Regions from separate parts of the Homo sapiens genome. Here region 2 is linked to region 1. A link is a contact called in ENCODE Hi-C or POLR2A ChIA-PET data. All regions are on one chromosome and are shown on one strand. Each heading gives the region's core, a stretch centred on a gene start or an enhancer-like site at or near the end of the contact. The rest is flanking DNA. Distances are from core to core; before and after follow the strand shown.

Region 1 (7,115 bases), core at 1,294-3,793:
TTCCTGCAGGATAACCCTTTCAACGTGGCTGGATCCAGGCTGGGGATCTATGTTTTGAGGATGAGGAACTAGGGTGCAGGTGGGGTGGTCAAAGTGCCAGCTGAAGACCAAAGGGAGAAATAGCAATATGTTTTGTTGGGAAGTCCCAATTTATTGGGACCAACTGGACCAAGAAATGCACTTTTACTTAAAAAAGCAAGCAGCAGCCCATGCCACCAGAAGCCTACTCTAAGACCCAGCCGTGTGGCAGGGAGTTTCAAGGTGCGCCGAGCGCATTAACCCGTCCTTTGTTGTATAACCCAGGTGTGCTCCTGGCGCAAACCCACCGTTTTTCACAACCGTAAAGCAGACATCCGAGAAAGCTGAATTTCCTCTAAAGGTTTAAAATGCCTGACGTCATTGGGAAACACTCGCCAACCCAACGATGAAATCGAAAACCTGATCACTGCTTCCCCCCAAAACCTCAAGCCTAGTGAAGTGACAGCTAATCTGATATTTCTTGCTTCAGTAGGAAAGATAAGGTACAGACAACACTCAAGGCTATAGCCTATTCTGGGAGACTGTAGTCAGAGAACTTGACAATGGGGCGGGGGGAGGGGGCGTAGATTTGGCAGAAGTCTGGTTAGCAATAAGGCTTCCTCAGGGAGCCGGAATTGGATTTGGGGCCCTGCCCGAATTCACATTTTTACAGGTTGGCTGAGTTGCAGTTTGTTAGCCAGCCAGTAATAAACCCCTGCGCAAGAATTTAAAGTTTATGAGGCATGGCTTCTTAATGCCTCTCCTCAGCTCCCTACAGCCAAGGGTTTAAGGAGCCTAGCCTAGCCTGGGTGTTAATTGTTTTGTCAATCTGCAGTTATTTGCAGAAAGAATTTTTTTAAAAAGGGCCTCCACAGACTCAAGGTCCTCAATCCTCTTTTGGAGAAATAAAAGAGAGCCACTCTGTCCCCTAGGCATTGACAGCCCCACATTCAAGCAGTGGGAGTTTGTGCCTGGGGTGAGGGATAAGTTGATGGAGACTTTAGAAGAATGCTAGGTAGCAAGGGTTCTCAGTGTTTTGAAGGCCAGGTAAGCCACGGTTCCTTCCCCCTAAAAATGAATACTCAAGTTCCCAAAAATTTCAGTGTAAGGATCCTCTGAAACCCGACCCAAGGATCCAGGGTTATACCCGTTTAAGAACTAGGTTTCAACCCTTGCTGGAGCCCCCATCCATTGTCCTCTTAACCTAGAGGGAGAAAGCCCTCCACTAGCCAGCAACCAACCGCCTGGGTCTCATAACACACTGGTTCTCCTCACTAACGTTGCACCGCCCACCCCCTCAGGTTTTTGAACTTGGGGCGGGGAGGGGGGGGGTAGGAGTAACTGAGGGATCAAAAATGTGCTTTGATCTCCCGTCCATCGCCCCCATAGCCCCAGGCCTGCCAGCTTGGGACACTGTCCCCCTCAAACTCCCCCCAGTGACCTAGCATCCCAGGCCCCAGACGCTGGGGGCGGGGTGGTTCCCGTACGTGATGGCCCCAGCCCAGGTGTGCCAGGGCCCAGTTTCCAGGCAGGCTACAAGGGCGCAGGCCCTCCGGGAAGAGCAGGGTTAAGAGTGCATTCCAGCTGCCGAGGAAGAAGGGGGGCGGGGTAGGGAAGCTCGGAGAAAAGAAACAGACCCGGTCTGTCTGTCGGAGACACAAAGCACGGTTCACAAAGGGGGCCCGAGAGGGGCGAAGGGGGCTGCCCGGGGCACGGCTCATCCCCACACCTGCGCGCGGGTTGGGGGAAGAATGTGGCCGGCGCATTCCTCTGCTGGGGCCAGCGGGGGAGAACTTCCCACGTCGAGACTGGGTGAGGGGCTCAGCCATCCGGCATCTCGGAGGAGGGGGTCAAGGTAAGCAGTGGCTACCGGACAAGGGGCTGGATGTCATAGGCGCTCTGCTGCCCAGCCTTCTCCGTCAGCCACCACCCCCAATCCCAGCCCCCGAGGCGCGTTCTGCGCCTCCCCGGGAACTGAGGTGGCGCCAGGAGTCCCTTGCCCCGGCCCGAACACCCCTCGCGCGGTCCACACCAAAATGGTCACGTGCGGCCCCTACCCTGCGGTTCCACCCTGAGGATCTTACCTTTCCCCAGCGCCTGGCCGGGCTCCTGCTCCGCGCCTCCCGCCTCCAAGGTCACTTCAGCCTCCCTGAAGACCGCCCGGCACGGCTCGGAGGCCGCGCACTGCAGCCAGCAAACCTGCGCCCGAGGGCAGAGAGTGAAGGAGGCTGGGTCCAGGCGTGCCCGGCCCTGCACTCCCCACACCGCAGGGTCCTCACGGGCCTTCCGGGACTCCCTTGGCCCCAGGGAGCGCAGCCCCGCGCTCTCCCCGACGCCACTGCCCCATGCGGACCCCGCCCGCCCCCCAGGGAGCGGTCCCGGTCGGGGCCACGGCGAGGCTGTGGAGTACCTGGAGAAGGAGGAGAGACGCGAGAGGTCCACGAGGGAGCCCCATGGCTGCAGAGAGAGGGGTGAAGCAGCTGCCGCGACGGCGGGCCGGTGTTCCGCTCAGCTCTTGCCCCTTTGAGCACCGCAGCCCCCGGGAGCCAGCGGGAGGAGGCCAGGTGAGCGCAGGTGGGTGCTGATTGGTCCAGCGCCACGAGGTCCCGCCCCCTCGCAGGTGGGACCGATGTGGGTGCGGTTGAGGCCCCAGCGAACCCCTCCTGGCCTCCCGGATGCCCTCCTGCGCTCTCCTGGCTTTTCTGGAGCTGTTCTTTACAGGGACTCAGCCTCTGTCTCGCAGTTCTGGGTTAGAGGAGAAAAGAACACCCAGTGCACTCCTCAGCCTCCTCAGTACGGGAAGAGAAATGTTTCCTTGCCTTGCGGCTACAGCGGAAAAAAGTGGAGACACATCTGAAGTCGACTGAAAACGGAGGCTCCGCATTCATTATCCCCCGGAGGCGCTGTTATCCCAAAGCTTTGAAGCAGGCCCGTGCGTCCTCCCACACGCGGCTACAGCGGGGCCGCCCAAGCCTCTTTCTCCACCTCCCGTGCCAGCCCGCCGGGGAGGATCCTCCGGGGTATAAAACTAGCAGGTCCCGAAGGACCGCGTTTCTGAATTGGATACAACTTCCTCTTTTTTCTTTTTTTTTTTTTTTTGGAGACAGGGTCTCGCTCTGTCGCCCAGGAGTGCAGTAGCGCGATCTCGGCTCACTACAGCCTCGACCTCCCGGGCTGAAGCGATTCTCCTCCCTCAGCTCCCGCTGAGACTACAGGCTTGCGCCACCACACCCGGCTAATTTTTAAAAATTTTTTGTAGCGATGTGGTGGGGCGGGGGGAGGGTGGAGGGTCACCCTATGTTGCCCAAGCTGGTCTTGAACTTCTGGACTCAAGCGATCCTCCGCCTCCCAGAGTGCTCAGGTTACAGGCATGAGCCGCCACACCCGGACCGCTTCTTCCATTTCACAGCTAAACAAAGGGAAGCTAGTCGAGAAAGTCCCAGAGTTTGGAAGCTGTAGTGGTGCCAAAGGGTGCGAGCTAAGAGGGTTGTTATTAGTCTCATAATCTCCAGCACCCCTACCCCCCATATAAATAACACTTTCTCAACTTTCTGTAAAATGTAAATAAAGACAATTTTTAAAACGCAGAGGTTTTGAAATTGGTCTGAAATACTGTATATAATCTGGGTAAAAACTGCTTGCTGCGCAAAGCAGCCTCCAGAGAGTCTCCCTTGGAAAACAGCTCTCCCACACCCTTCCTAGGAGATAAACGCCAGACCTGGGATTCGTTGTTCTTCTACGTTACTCTCATTCCACTACGTTAGACACGAAGTGCTTTCCTCTTGCTGCACACAAGTGGGCTCTGGCCATGAAAACGGTCCTGAGTCTCAATCACTACCCCACAAGCCCTTCCCCACGGAGCTGAGCTTTCCCGGTCAGTCTCTCTCACCTGTCCCCTCACTCCTCCTTCACCTTCTGCTGCTGCCTTGAGAAGCCCTGGATGCCACCTCCTGGTCCTTCTCCCTCCCCGTCCCCAGCTCAGATTTAGGGGTTTGAGGAACGGACTGGAGACTGGAGAGGTTTTTTTGTTTTGTTTGTTTTTTTGAGATGGAGTCTCACTGTCGTCCAGTACGGTGGCGTCATCTCTGCTCACTGCAACCTCCGCCTCCCAGGTTCAAGCGACTCTCCTGCCTCAGCCTCCCGAGTAGCTGGGACTACAGGCGCCCACTACCACACCAGGCTAATTTTTGTATTTTTAGTAGAGACGGGATTTCGCTATATTGGCCAGGCTGGTCTCGAACTCCCGACCTCAAGTGATCCGCTTCCCTTGGCCTCCTAAAGTGCTGGGATTACAGGCGTGAGAAACGGGGCCCAGCCTGGAGTTTTAAATGACAGATTCTTTGACCTTCCAGGGCTAACCTGGTAATCTATCCGTCCTCCTCCCCGCCAGGCCTGTGGCTAAGCCATGGATTGCTTGCGTTGCGAGGGTGGGGGTCTTGCTCTCTCAGGCCTAGCATGGGCCCTTAAGGCCGGCCCCACCTGGGTTCAAATCCAGGTCCCACCCCTTAGTAGCGCTGAAGCCTCGGGGAAGTAAAATAAACCCCCTGGGCCTCAGTTCTGCATCTGTCAAATGGGGCTGTTATGATCTTAGTATTTTACCCTCTCATAGATGAGTATTAAATAAATTAGAAGGTTTAAAACGCTAAACATCATATCTGGCACACAGCAAGTGCCCAAATGCTGCCTGGTATTATTGCTCTCAGATGTCTGGCGAGCCGTCTCTCTTTCTAGCATCCCCACATCCCCTGAATTAAGAGAATGAGAAGCGTTGTAATCCTCCAATTTCATGGCTGAGGGTACAACGAGCAACTGGCATCTGGTATCTCGGGAGCATTCCCTTAGCCGGCGGGTGAGCCCAGCAGCTGGGGCTGGGACTGAGGCTGGGGGTGGACCACGCGGTTGGGAAAGCCTGGGGCTGCTCGCTGAGCTCCGCGCCCTCCCGGCCTGGATCTCCCGCAGGGCGCTTTTTATGCCCGAGGGGAGGTCAGGTCTACGCGCACCCGCGCGGCGCAATGGAGTGGGCCCCCGGCGGGACAGGGTGGCCAGGCCTACGCTCGCCTCGCAGGTTCCCCCGCGCCCGCCCGGAGCCAGACGAAGCCATTAGGCGGACGGTTAAACACAAACGAGCCTCGGGATGCAGGCCCTAATTAAGTAAACACCCGGCTGGTGGGCTGTTGAGCGCGCTCATTTCCGCCTCCTTCTCGGGCACTCAGCATTCCGGACGGGGGCGGAGAGAGGAGCGGAGATTGGAGAGTCAGCTCTTCTGCCTGCGACGCGGACCGCACCGCTGCCTTCCCCTTAGCTCCCCTTGTCGGTCATTCACTCATTCATTCATTTCAAAAACATTTGCTGACAGCCGGCGATGTGCCAACCACTTAAGATACAACAGTGAACAAACATCCCTGCGCCTTCGGACTTGCCATCCAGAGTGTGGAGGGTAGAGGAAAGTGAAAAAATACGTGGAAATATAATATGTTAGATGGTAACATGTACCGTGTACAAGAACAAGGACAGGGGGGCCCGGCGCAGTGGGCAGTGGTTCACGCCTGTAATCCCATTTAGAAGGCTGAGGTGGGTGGATGAGCCCAGGAGTTTGACACCAGCCTGGGCAACACAGCGAGACCCCTGTCTCTACAAAAAATACAAAAAAAAAAATTAGCCAGGCTTGCTGGCACGGGCCTGTAGTCCCAGCTACTCAGAAGGCTAAGGCGGGAGGATAGCTTGAGCCCAGGAGGTTGAGGCTGCAGTGAACTATGATCACACCACTGCACTCCAGCCTGCTTTATTTTTTGAGGAAACACCATACTGTTTTCCATAGCAACTGCACTTTTTTTTTTTTTTTTGAGACATCTCGCTGCCATGCCCAGGCTGGAGTGCAATGGCGAGATCTCGGCTCACTGCAACCTCCGCCTCACGGGTTCAAGCGATTCTCTTGCCTCAGCCTCCCGAGTAGCTGGGACTACAGGTGCCTGCCACCATCCCCAGCTAATTTTTGTATTTTTAGTTGAGGCAGGGTTTCACCATGTTGGCCGGGCTGATCTCAAACTCCTGACCTCAGGCAATCTGCCCGCCTCGATCTCCCAAAGTGCTGGGATTACAGGCGTTAGAGACTGCGCCCAGCCGGGAGGTTCAAGTCTTAAGGAAGGGACGAGAGAAATGGGCAGGGTTCAGGGAGCCCAGACAACAGGGGTGTTGAGGCACCAGAGAGACAAACAAAAGCTGGAAGGCATGACTACTTTGAGAACTGAAGGTCAGAGAGGAAATCATGTTATTGGAAGTCCGTGGATAAGGGGACAGGGAAGTGTGGGATCCATTCCCAAATGCAGCTGTGATCGAGGAAGGCACAGCCACTGCCCAGAGCAGAGCAGAGAAAGTGCAGGGAAAAAAAATACCCCAGCATCTCTCCCCTCTTGCCTTTCATCTCCTGGTGGCACCTCCCATTCACCAAACCCACTCAGAAGCCTGAGGCAAGAAAGCCCAGGTTGCTTTCTAGAGGGGTCATTCTCCCCAGGCTCAGGACAGGGCACAGAAGGGCAGAAAATGATGGGAACTCGGAGAGCAAACAAGAAAGCCCAGAGGCCTTACTCATAAAGTGGCATTAGAACAAAGACTTGAAGGAAGTGAAGGAACCACGCTTTGGAAAGAGCATTCCAGGCAGAGAAAACAGGGCAGAGGCCCCGAGACAGTAGATTACTTGGAACAGCAAGAAAGCCAGTGTGGCTGGAGTAGAGAGAGCAAGTAGGAAGTGAGTCAGAGTATGGGAGGGCCAGGATCACACCTTGTAGAGCATGTAGGCCATTGTAAGAACTTTGGCCCCTACTTGGGGAACCAGGGGAGGCAGCCACTGTTGGTTTTGAGCAGAGGAGTGATGTTGAGAAAATTATAAGGGACAAGGGAAGCAGGGAGGCTGGTGGGGGCTCCATTGCAGTTATCCAGGCAAAAGATGAAACGGCTTGGTTCAGATTGGTCATTATGGAGTGGGTCTGAAACAGTCAGACTTTTTTTTTTTTTTTTTTTGAGACAGGGTCTTGCTGTCACCCCAGCAGGGGTGCAGTGCAGTGGCATGATCACAGCTCACTGCAGCCTCAACCTGTCAG
Region 2 (6,922 bases), core at 1,836-4,335, 130 kb before region 1:
AAAGATTTGATACCATGGGGAACAGCAGCTGCCCACACCAACCACTCCCTTCTCAGGCCATCTGGAAACATCTCTGTGGCCATGAAAGGAGTTTCCTGGGCTGCGGTTTTGTTTTTCTGACCCCCTCCTTGAGGCCTTAGCAGTGAGTGCCTAGGATTTGAGCCAAGGTTTGGGCTAGTGAAGGGCATCAAGGAAGGCATGGGCCCCCTGGAACTGTGGGTTAAGATATGGGCACCTGTGGGAGGCTCTGTGGTCTTCAACAGTCTCTCAAAGAGTCTCAGATCCCAAAGGGATTAAAGATATACTGAGGGGGCCCGGCATGATTGCTCAGGCCTGTAATCCCAGCAGTTTGGCTAAGGCAGGGAGATCACTCGAGTCCAGGAGTTTGAGATCAGCCTGGGCAACATAGTGAGACCCTGTCAATAAAGAAAATTAAAAAATTGGCCGGGCATGGTGTTGCATGCCTGTTATCCCCGCACTTTGGGAGGCCAAGGGGGATGGATTGCTTGAGCTCAGGAGTTCGACACCAACCTGGGCAACATGGCAAGACCCCATCTCTAAAAAAAGAAAAAATTAGCCAGGTGTAGTGGCATGCTCCTGTAGTCCCAATTACTGGGCAGGCTGAGGTGGAGTTAATTGCTTGAGCCCAGGAGGTCAAGGCTGCAACTAGCCGTGATCACACCATTGCACACCAGCCTGGATGACAGAGTGAGACCCTAACTCTAAAAAGGAAGGAAAAAGTAAAAGACATACTGAGGGGTTAAAATGAGTGCTGCGGGTGTGTGGAGGAGGGTGGAGAATGAAGCGGAGGCAACTGAGGCCACAATGCCTAATTGTTTCCAATACCCCCACCCTCAACTCAAACCCTCTGACCTGCAGATAAATAATGTCAGGCCTCCTGTGTGAGTGCTTTGAGTGCTGCGAATTACAAAATACAAAGCACAGCTGAGGAGTGGGGACAGGGTGGTCAAAAGGTGAGAGGAGAACATGGAGACAGAACGGCTTGTCAGCCGACACTTTTTTCCCCACAGACTCAATTCATCTCTGGACTCCTGGACCATTGCAGTAGCTCCTTAATCTTCCCAATTCTGGCCCAGGTTGCTACGGCGTCTTCTCTACACAGTAGCCGCATTGAGCTTGCTACAACCTCGGTCAGGCCATGACAAGCCTCTGCTCTATGCAGAGCCCTCCAGAGACTCACTTTTCCCAGAATAAAAGCCCAGCTCTCTACAGTGAGGCCTCAGCTACTTCTGACTTTGTCACCAACTACCCTCATGTCACTTGCTCTGCTCAGCCAACACCCTGGAGGTAACTGTGGGCATGAAATCACGAGAATGAGGTGCAGTACTAGCCAGCTTTGAAGACGCATGAAGTTATGGGAGCGCCACTCCTGATTCATCAGCACTGTTCTCCTGGGGTTGACTCCAAGGCCCTTTAGCCAAAAACATACAATAAGGTAGTAAACGCTGTAGAGAAAACAATAGAACAGGTGCTGGGCATGGTGGCCGAAGCCCGTAATCCCAAGCACTTTGGGAGGTCGAGATGGGTAGATCACTTGAAATCAGCCTGGCCAACATGGCGAAACCCTATCTCTACTAAAAATACAAAAATTAGCCAGGTGTGGTGGTGCACACCTGTAATCCCAGCTACTTGGGAGGCTGAGGCAGGAGAGAATCACTTGAACCCAGGAGGTACAGGTTGCAGTGAGCCAAAATCATGCCACTGCACTCCAACCTGGGTGACAAAGGGAGACTCTGTCTCAAAATAAATAAACAAAAAATAATAAAATAAAATAAACAGGGAGGAAGGATAAGGAGGGAGTGCTGGAGGCAGTGGTGTGCCATGTCAAAGGCAATGAAGGTGACTTAGAGCAAAGGCAGTTTTAGCTGAGACCTAAGACTTGCTGGAAGGGAGGGAAGGAGGGAGGAAGGGAGCCACACGGTCCCCTTTGGAAGGACATTTCAGGCAGAGGGAAAAGCAAACACAACTTGGTTGGAAGCCAATCCAGGGTGGTGGCTGAGTAGAGCGAGTGACACAAGGGTAGTCAGTGACAAAGTCAGACGTAGCTGGAGCCTCATTGTAGAGAGCCGGGCTTTTATTCTGGGAGAAGTAAGGAGTGTCTTGGAGTTATCTGCAGATGAGAGGGTTTCAGCTGGGGATGGGGGGATTGGAAACAGCCAGACACTGTGGCCTCAGTTGCCTCCCTTTCATTCTCCAGCCTCCCTCCAACACCCCCAGCACTCATCTGTTGCCAGGCTGGAGTGCAGTGGTGTGATCTTGGCTCACTGTCACCTCCACCTCCCAGGTTCACGCAATTCTTCTCAGCCTCCCGAGTAGCTGGGACTACAGGCATGTGCCACCATGCCCAATTAATTTTTGTATTTTTAGTAGAGACGAGGTTTCATCATGTTGGCCAGGATGGTCTCGATCTCTTGACTTTGTGATCCTCCTGCCTGCTCGGCCTCCCAAAGTGCTGGGATTACAGGTGTGAGCCATCGTGCCCGGCCAACCCCTCAGTTACTGACCCTATCAGAAGCACCATGCAGAATTGCAGTTAATCTTCACAACAGCCTAGAAGGTAGGTACCGTGTTACTCCCATTTCACAGGTGAATAAAGCAATACTCACAGTGGTAAGGGATTTGCCCAAGGCCACGTAGCTATAACAGCACACAGCAGAGCTGGGAATTGAACTCAGGCCTGCCGGACCCCAAAGCCCATCACCTTAACTTCCACCTAGCCCTGCCTCCCTGGAGGATGTGCCTCTTTGCCCCTCTGTGCAGGGAGTAAAGAGGCAGAGAGAGGCAAAGTCACCAAAGGAGGGTGGCAGCTTACAGATGGGAGCAGTTTTCCCAGGACAAGCCACTGGGGCATCTCAGTCAAGCCCGCACTGCAGGTGGAAGGCTAAAAGTGCTGATGAGGCAGGCGGTGTTGATGTCTGACCAGGCCCATTTAGAGCAGGCCTTCAGGGATTTCAGCAGCACAGGAACTGGCTCTGAGCACTGTAAATAAGTTGACTCAACACCTTGGCAGGTGATAGGGCTTTTTGGCCCTGACAAAACCTGAAAGGCCACCTGGCTGTTCCCAAAGGCCTTAATTTGCTTAAATAATGGCAAAACCTCTGGTGTGAATTCCCAGAGAACTTCCTGCCTTCTGACATGAGAGGGCACACACCAAGGGAGCCAGGAAGAGAAAAACCTCTCTCCCCCTCAATCAATTCCATAGGAAAACTGCTTATTAACTAAATCAGGAGGCAGAGGCTTGCCGTTCATACCAGCGTTAAATACTCTTTCCCTTCTCATTGTGACTGCACCGTTTCTGCTGACAGGGCAGGAGTTCAGACCAGTCAGGCTACTGCTTTCTCTTTTAAACACCCTTTTAAGCCATTAGCTTAGGCTCATCTGGAAAACCGGCCTGCCTGCCTGCCTTCTGATTACACACACAATATATTCAGCTTATCTCAGGTGTCCATTTCCTTCAGCAGGTAGGGAGCTGTGGTTTCCCAGAAGCATTTCTGTTTCTGGGAAGGCTGCAAACCAAGGCTCTACACATAGGGCAGGACCACGTGGAATCACTGGGGCTCACAATTGTTTACTAAAAGCTCAGGACTGGAGCTCTACTTACTAATCTGAACAAGAGCTGTTTCACTAATGATGATTTGTTCCCTGTTGGCATTTCAAAAAATATTGAGATATCATTAACACAACACAAAATTCACCAATTTAAAGTGTACAATTGGTCGGGCACGGTGGCTCACACCTGTAATCCCAGCATTTTGGGAGGCCAAGGCAGGCGGATCACAAGGTCAGGAATTCGAGACCAGCCTGGCCAATATGGTGAAACCCCGTCTGTACTAAAAATACAAAAATTAGCTGGACATGGTGGCAGGTGCCTGTAGCCCCAACTACTTGGGAAGCTAAGGCAGGAGAATTGCTTGAACCCGGGAGGTGGAGGTTGCAGGGGACTGAGATTGCACCACTGCACTCCAGCCTGGGCAACAGAGCGAGATTCCGTCTCAAAAATAAATAAATAAATAAAGTGTCCAATTTCTGGCCAGGCATGGTGGCTCATGCCTGTAATCCTAGCACTTTGGAAGGCCAAGGCAGGTGGATCACCTGAGGTCAGGAGTTTGAGACCAGTCTGGCCAACATGGCAAAACCCCATCTCTACTAAAAATACAAAAGTTAGCTGGGCGTGGTGGTGTGCGCCTGTAGTCCCTGCTACTTGGGAGGCTGAGGCAGGAGAATCGCTTGAACCTGGGAGGCAAAGGTTGCAGTGAGCTGAAATTGTGCCACTGCACTCCAGCCTGGGCAACAGAGTGAGACCCCATCTCAAAAATAATGATAAAAATAAAAAATTTAAAAATACAAAAATTAGCCAGGTGTGGTGGTGCATGCCTATAGTCAAGCCACTCAGGAGGCTGAGATGGGAGGATGGCTTGAGCCTGGGAGGTCGAGGCTGCAATAAGCCGTGGTTGCACCACCACTGCACTCCAGCTTGGGTGACAGAATCAGACCCCCTTCTCAAAAAAAAAAAAAAAAAAAAAAAGGAAACATTACCTTTTCTAGAACACTACCACCCCACAAACACTGCTTTTGAAGGCAGTCTTGGCTAAAGCCTTTGGTGGCAGAGATAATATTAGCAGCTAATGCTCTAGAGCACACTGCATGCCAGGCTTATATTAGTCATTTATTTTCATAATAATAGTATGAATTAGGTACTATTATTGTCTCCATTTGACAAATGAGAAAACTGAGGCATATGAGGGTTGAGTAACTTGCCCAAGGTCACATAACTTACAAGTTACTGGTGTGAACCTGGAATTCGAGCAAGCACAGGCCGTCTGGCCCCAGAGCCCGTGGCTCTTGACCACTATGCTTTCATGAAGGGTTTTCTGCCTATGAGGCTTGAGAAAGACTGAAGGAAGCACCATGCCAACACACCTGAACACACACTAAATGAACCTGGGGGGACTGTGGCTTTCTCTCTCTGAACCAGTTCATGATATGAGGCTTAGAGGCACCAATGTTGCATTTGGAACAGCAACAAACACAAGCTTGGGACTGCACGGTGGTTACAAGTAACAAGTCTGAAGTCAGCCACACCAAGATTGAGGTTTCAGCTCCACCACTCAGACATACTTGAGGTTAAGTCACTTACCCTCTCTAAGCCTTAGTTTCCTCTCTATAAGATGGGCCGAATGGCAATCTCTAAATAACAGGACTGTCGTGAGAACTACATGAGAAAGTATATAATGTAAAGTGACCAGCCTAATCTGACAAGCCTGTTGGATTTCATGCATGGGCTGTTTTGCTGAAAACTGTGCATAACTCAAAACATGCTCAGCTTTCCTTTAAAAGTAGATGTGATGCACTCCCATTCTTTAAAAGCTGCAATATAAAATGAAACTTTATGCCAGGTGCAGGAACTCATGCCTATAATCCCAGCACTTTGAAAAAGCCAAGGTAGGAGGATAGCTTGAGCCCAGGAACTCGAGACTAGCCTGGGCAATATAGTGAGACCCCTGTCTCTACAAAACATACTATTTAAAAAAAATTTTTAATGAGATTTTACTAAGTAAAATATTATAGTGCAGTTTCAAGTCTGAATGATTCAAATCCGCTGAATGTCAGGTACTGTCCATAGCTAATATTGGACTCCTGCTGTGCACCAGGCATGCCACTCAGCACTTTAATCCACTATTCATGTTCAGGAAACGTTGGTCATTATTAAAAATAGTAAAAGTATATGAACTATGCTTGTTACCTGCTACTACATTAAAAGAAATCTAAAATAGGCCTGGTGCGGTGGCTCACACCTGTAATCCCAACACTTTGGGAGGCCAAGGTGGGTGGATCACTTGAAGTCAGGAGTTTGAGACCAGCCTGGTCAAGATGGTAAAACCCCATCTCTACTAAAAATACAAAACTTAGTCAGGCATGGTGGTGCGTGCCTACAGTCCCAGCTAGCTACTTGGGAGGCTGAGGCACAAGAGTAGCCTGAACCTGGGGGTGGGAGGTAGAGGTTGCAGTAAGCCAAGATTGCACCACTGCACTCCAGTCTGGGTGATAAACTGAGACTCTGTCTCACCAAAAGAAAAAAAGAAATCTAAAATAGCCATATTTGAGGACTTTTGACAATCTTCCCTCCTAACTTTCCTCCTTTTGGGTGGATGGGGGAGACCTGTGGAAGACAGGGGAAATGTAAAGGGGGACATTTTGCTAAACATCTGAGTGACAGCTTTGGAAAACGACCACACCTAAGTTTACACTTTCTTGACCTTGATGTCTAATTTCAGGGTCTATCAAATCATAACCTTTTGTTTCTTTGGAGAGCAACATGCTGATACCATCAGCTTTATCTTAGACGCTTCAGATGTAGAAATGCCAGCTATGCTTTATTATAGGGGAAGGAAATGTCTTTTTAAATTACAAACTTGAGTCCCATGTGTGGCTAGTGTGTGCATGCATATAGCTTACATGAAACCTACATGCTTTTAAACACAAAAACAGAAATGTGTAACTGCTCCTAGAATCCAACCGAATCCAAAGTGGGAGAACAAAAAGGGGGCCTTAGGCAAACCAAAGGCAAGAACACCACCTTCTCTTCTCATGTTCCCTTCTGGGTACACAAGGATCTCGGGAGGTGATGTTTGAAATGACTTGCATGTGAGAGTTTGTAATAAACACAAGACATTCTTGGCATGGTTGGGAATATTTGCCATCAGAGTTGGATGTTAGATGACATTATACGTTTTCTTAGTTGTGATAATGGCATTGTGGTTCAGGAGATGCAGACTAAAGTATTTAGGGGTGAAACATGCCTGCAGCGTACTTTCAAATGGCTCATAAAGTGCATGCTCGGACGCACACACTTAAGAGGCACACACAGAGAAGGCAAATATGACAATGTTAATTGTAAAAT

Evidence for each region. Hi-C counts contacts between places; a loop is a spot of excess contacts on that map. ChIA-PET counts read pairs that join two places held with the same protein, here RNA polymerase II (POLR2A). Pooled maps may share reads with other maps.
Region 2: a loop to region 1 is called in a pooled map, with 2.2 times the contacts of the local background. The contact joins the enhancer-like site here to the promoter of CDH3 in region 1. A Hi-C loop is called at or near these places in 1 of 50 pooled maps. POLR2A ChIA-PET finds 5 or more read pairs at or near these places in 6 of 52 experiments (GM12878, H1, Panc1 and 3 more).

What each region holds. Positions count from the first base shown.
Region 1 is chr16:68,640,738-68,647,852 of GRCh38, reverse strand. It overlaps CDH3 (cadherin 3), which reads right to left and starts at 2,543. Exons shown (of 16, transcript NM_001793.6): 1 at 2,429-2,543; 2 at 2,103-2,217. The coding sequence starts at 2,473. CDH3-AS1 (CDH3 antisense RNA 1) reads left to right here and starts at 1,652. Exons shown (of 2, transcript NR_186394.1): 1 at 1,652-1,873; 2 at 2,113-3,605. RefSeq lists an enhancer at 2,039-2,563.
Region 2 is chr16:68,775,159-68,782,080 of GRCh38, reverse strand. All of the region lies in intron 2 of CDH1 (cadherin 1), which reads right to left. Among named protein-coding and RNA genes, the nearest start is that of CDH1, 41 kb to the right of the region's middle. RefSeq lists enhancers at 1-66, 912-1,056, 1,596-1,740, 1,742-2,343, 2,344-2,947 and cis regulatory regions at 984, 1,668. Within about 2 kb of position 3,085, at least 11 of the 41 ENCODE cell types and tissues checked have a DNase peak (open chromatin) inside an H3K27ac peak, as active enhancers do.